Linked DNA regions of Mus musculus: region 1 is linked to region 2. The links are chromatin loops, found by intact Hi-C in ENCODE. Cell type or tissue: left cerebral cortex. All regions are shown on one strand.

Region 1 (2,500 bases), 560 kb after region 2:
ACCACTTCATACTCTCTTTTCTCAGGGTCCTGCAGGCCAGACCTGCCCACTGCCTAGCTGTATTGCAACAAAAGACAATGCCTCGCGCCATCGCCATTACCTACTGGCAAAATGTCCGCGGTGTGCGCGTGCCGCGGGCGCGCGGCAAAACAAAAAAAAACAGAACCCCAAAGGCAAACAATTAACAAAAAAACCCTGCCCAGGAATAATCTGCAGATCCCAGACCTAAAGCATTTTATGATTATTCGCTGAGCCCACCGGGCAATGTGACTGTATAAACTCCTGCAGCTCTGAGCCCACCCCGGCACCGCAAGGGGCGCGCAGCCGCAGGCTTTGTGACCGCGCTTAATTTCGCCTGGGTGGACTGTTGCAGTTCAACGTATAGCAAATGCTCTATGGTGCTCACAACAGAAGGAGGAGGGGATAAAAGGGGGCTGGAGAAGGGCTTGAGAGAGGAAATGAACACGGAATCCGCAGCTGGCGCTGGTGGCTGGAAGATGCGAGTCTCGGCAGCTGTTGCCACCATGGCACGGTTGGTCGGTGGGTTAAGTGCATTTCAGGTTTTCTAGTCTGCGAGACCACCCTAAATGGGCCATCAACTACACCCCAAATCTCCTTTTGCCTTTACCCAGAAGACAGAAGTACAAGACCTGAGCTAGGTGGGGGGTCTTCCGGTAAGCCTTAAGCCCCCTCCCCTATTTGCACGAAAGCGGCAAACATGAATAACTCCTAAGGGGGCTTTGCTTGATTTTCTGCAGTGCACTGCTGAGACCTTTATTTCTACTGCATCACCGTCCATATAAACAGAGCAAGCCCTGACTACAACACACTATACCACTGTTGAGAGCTCCGAGGTGTAATGGGGATGGGGGACATTGAAGGGATTTGCTGGAGCCATCCCCAACAAACAGCAAACATAAACATTAAAAAAAGAAAAAAAAAGGAAAAAAAAGAAATAAAGAAAAGTACCCTAGAGCATTTACGAAACAAATTGCGTGTTTACATTCGGCACTTCCTCACCCTGTCTCTACCCTTCCGGTGGGCTCACGACCACCTGTCGCATTTGTGTGTGTGTGTGCCTCTACCCCTTTCCTTGTATCCTAAAGCCTCCATTTCCTGACTTGGAGATGAGTATGGGTAATTGCCTGAGTGTGGGGTCCTTAGATAAGGAATTTACCGCATACTGGGGTAATCTGGGGTGATAAAGCCCTCCTGCAGTCCCTCCTCCCCTCGAGAAGAATCAGATGGGGAGGGAGGCTTTCAGCGTCTGTACTCTAACAGACCAATGCCCACGTCTTGCGTCACGTGTCCCAGCAACGCAAGAGAGCTCGCTCGCTCTCTGGCCAGGGAAAAAGCGAGCTAGAGAGACTCGGAATCAGTCCGGGAGAGGAGAGGACGGAGCCGAACGTCCCTACAAGGCCTCCGCTCATCAGCCCCCTTACCCAAAGTCGGGAGCAGCCGGCACCGGGAGCCAGCTCCCGGAGCCGGCTCAGCACTGAGACCTGCGTCCTCTGGCGGCAGAGAAAGAGTTCTATTTACGATTTTCGAGACGAATCGGCACGCTCTTAAATGCCAAGAAGGCGGAGCTAAAGTACAGCAAAGTACGAAGAGAGAACAGAAAAGTTCCTAAAGTTGTTGGCCGACCACAGCCCGAAGGGGTAAGTGTAACTAGGAAGGTGACAGACTTCACCAGCAAGAGATGACTCACTTCAGCCATGGTCCTGGGTTCTAGCCCCTGATTATCTATCCTTACAAAGTTTGGAAACTGAGGCTGGAGAACTTTCCAACAAAAATTTGAATTTTTTAAAAAAAAATTTTTTTTCACCCTAGTTTGGCTGGGTGCTCCGTCTTACGGGGCCCCAAATTTATTTTGAAAAGTCGCCACCGTGTTATGGGCATGTTCAACTGCCTCCACGGCAATAATATGTCAGGACAACACGATATCCCCCCTGAAGTCGGGGAGCAGCCCGAGCAAGAACCTTTGGAAGCCCCAGGGGCAGCTGCCCCCGGTGCTGGGGCTGGCCCAGCCGAAGAAATGGCGACCGAACCGGACTCCGAACCGTCTAACAATGAGCCCGTCCCCGACGAGACTGGCAGTGAGATCAGTGGACCCCCAGAAGACTCCAAATCTGACATCCAAAGCCCCTGCCAGGCCTTCGAGGAAGTCCGAGTGGGTGGAGACTACAGCCCACCTCCGGAGGAAGCCATGCCATTCGAGACACAACAGCCCAGCCTGGGAGATTTCTGGCCCACCCTGGAGCAGCCAGGACCATCTGGGACCCCATCAGGCCTCCAAGCCTTCAACCCAGCGATTTTGGAGCCCGGGACCCCCACTGGCGCGAGCCCAGGCCTGGGAGCCTATACCCCCCCACCAGAAGAAGCTATGCCATTTGAGTTCAACGAGCCTGCCCAGGGAGACCATAGCCAGCCTCCCTTGCAAGTCCCAGACCTTGCGCCAGGAGGTCCGGAAGCATTGGTCCCCAGAGCTCTTCCCGCGGAG
Region 2 (2,500 bases):
TCATAGATTCAGTACACATGAAGCAGTAGTAGCAGAACACAAGGAAAGAACAGATGGAGAGGAAAACAATCCTGAAGAGCAAGAAATGAGAGGCCAAAAGAAACAGTACATCTAATGGGAAAACCAACGTAAAGCAGCAGAAATAAACCCAGGTACACCAACAAATACAATAAGTATAAATGGATTAGATGCACAAGCTAAAAGACAAAGACTACCCCTTGGAAACTTTTATTATGAAAATAACTTCAGGTGTATAGAACATGGGAAGTACATGAACAACATGGATATTCCTGCCATATAGAGTCATGTGTACTCTTCACACGAATGTTTGATGAGGAGGCTATGAAGGTCTATTTTACATAGTATACGTTACACAATGAAATACTAGTCACGTGCCAATGGGAACATACAGGGCTTATTTTGGGTATCAGACAGAGCTAGGCTCTCAGTTACTTTTAGTCATGTGATTTATGTGTGTAACTAATTTATTCTCTCAGTGAGGTCCTAGCACGGTGTGAAGCAGGTCGTTTTCTGGTTATTGTATTTCTAAATATTTCTTGCATAAACAAGTAATGCTATCAGCAAATGGTTCAGTGCAGCGCTTTGCGGTTTGGTAAACACTGAATGCAGAATAGCTTTTATTTATGACAGTTACTGAAAGCATTCAGCGGAGTGGCACGAAATAAGCAAACAATAATTGCCAGTTTATTATATTTATAATTGTTATTTATGAACTGTCACAAGGCCTGGCACATATCACTAACCCGTAAACATTGTGTTTGTAAGAATAATAAGTACTTTATTATATTCAGGCTCAGTAGAGCCTGGCACCACACGTGCGGGAAGAAAGTGGAAGTTTATTCTTGTTAATTATTATTATTAAGTAAAGCACTTAACAACAGTTCTCCCCGCAGGCGCTTACTGAACAGTCTCACTGGAGACCGCCCCTCCTCCCAAGCCTCGAGAGGCCACGCCCCCTGTCTCGGAAGCTCCGCCCTCTACCGCCCGGTCTGTGCCTGCGCAGTGGCCCTGAACACCCTGCGCATGCGCAGTCTCCCTTTTGTCGCTGGAGCCGCTGGCCACTGCCGGAGCCCGGCATCTGCTACGTACGTGCGTACGTGCGTGCGTCGGGGCGTGCGTGGGTACGTCGTGCGTGCCGTGAGCTCGCCCGGCACCGCGGCCTCGCCCTCCGCCCCTGCGCCCCGCCACCCAGGCCGCCGCCCCCCGCCCGCGCCGTCGCCCCCGACGGGGAGGACCATGGCGAAGGTGGAACAGGTCCTGAGCCTCGAGCCACAACACGAGCTCAAGTTCCGAGGTAAGCGGCCGGCCGGCCCGGGAGCTGTCACTCAGCGGCCGGTGCCGGAAGGGACGCGCCCTGAGGGCAGGACACTGTCCGCTTGAGGCCCGCATGCACCAGGCGTCTAATGCATGCATGTGGAGTCAGTGCATGGAAACGGTTTGCCTGAGTACCCTTCCATCAGCTCCCCCGAGGCAGCGAGCTGCCGGGGTTACAGCCCACGAAGCCCGTGCACACTTTCTGTGTAGTACACTTTCTGTATACATCTGTGTGTAAAGGTGCATGCCCAGGTGATTAAAAAGGTGCACGTAGACAAATATATATGCATGGTATACGCATGTTATAGATAGTGTGTATACATACATGTGCGTACATATATGTACATACACACACACAAGTGTGTGTGTATGTACACATGAATGTTTCCATTCACTAATTTTAAGGGCCACGAGGCAACAGGGTCCATGCCCAGCCTGTTCCTTGCTTCGTTGCATGTTTGAGTCATGAGATTGGGCACAGGAGGCCTATAAAGTTCAACAACCAGTAAGCAAGATGGCAGAATACAGTGGTAAGCACTAGGAGGAAGAGGAAGAAACTGGACTCTATGAAGGTGTACTTGAGGTTGGCTGATATGATCCTCTGTGTATTGCCCACGTGTAGCCCACAGCTGGCACACACGATTTTGGGTGGCCGAGAGTCACCCGTTTCTCCACCGCTGGGAAGTAACGTAGGATCACAGCTCTTATCTAGTTGTCGCATTTGAGTTCTGATTTCAGACGTTCAGATACTTAGCCACTGTACCCACAGACTCTTGGGAAATGCTTCAGATCTGTGGCTGTTCACCTTGCCTTCCAGGTTCAGAGTGTGCAGTGTGACTCTTACAAGGAAGCAGAGGCCGTCCAGTCAACCTGAAAACAAAAACCTTAGGCAGCCTAACACAGGGCTGTGGAGATGGTTCACCGGATAAAGAGCTTGCTGTCAAGGCTGAGGACTTTAGTTCAATCCCTGAGTCCCACATGGTCAAAGGAGAGAACCGACTTGTGCACATTGTCCGCTGACCCCAACAGGTGCAGCCTGGCACACTTGTGAACAAACACACAGACACATACACAAAAAAATTTCAATAGAAGCATCGACTTAAATGTGGACCCTCGTCACCAGAGGTTCCCCCACTTATCGGGATCCCACTTGTTAGCGACAAGG

Evidence for each region. A loop is a pair of places that touch in the nucleus more often than their neighbours do. Peaks named below come from ENCODE experiments on the same cell type or tissue, not always from the same donor. Only the 100,000 strongest peaks of a DNase experiment are listed, where the experiment ranks them.
Region 1: a loop joins it to region 2, with 3 times the contacts of the local background. A loop is called at or near these places in 1 of 42 quality-filtered maps.

What each region holds. Positions count from the first base shown.
Region 1 is chr2:174,295,971-174,298,470 of GRCm38, forward strand. It overlaps Gnas (GNAS (guanine nucleotide binding protein, alpha stimulating) complex locus), which reads left to right and starts at 1,889. Exons shown (of 12, transcript NM_010309.4): 1 at 1,889-2,500. The coding sequence starts at 1,892. In left cerebral cortex, a CTCF peak has its summit at 1,518; a DNase peak (open chromatin) is centred at 1,432; H3K4me3 peaks cover 2 bases.
Region 2 is chr2:173,736,436-173,738,935 of GRCm38, forward strand. Vapb (vesicle-associated membrane protein, associated protein B and C) reads left to right here and starts at 1,136. Exons shown (of 6, transcript NM_019806.5): 1 at 1,136-1,315. The coding sequence starts at 1,258. In left cerebral cortex, a CTCF peak has its summit at 998 (motif pointing left); a DNase peak (open chromatin) is centred at 1,043; H3K4me3 peaks cover 1,474 bases; H3K27ac peaks cover 619 bases.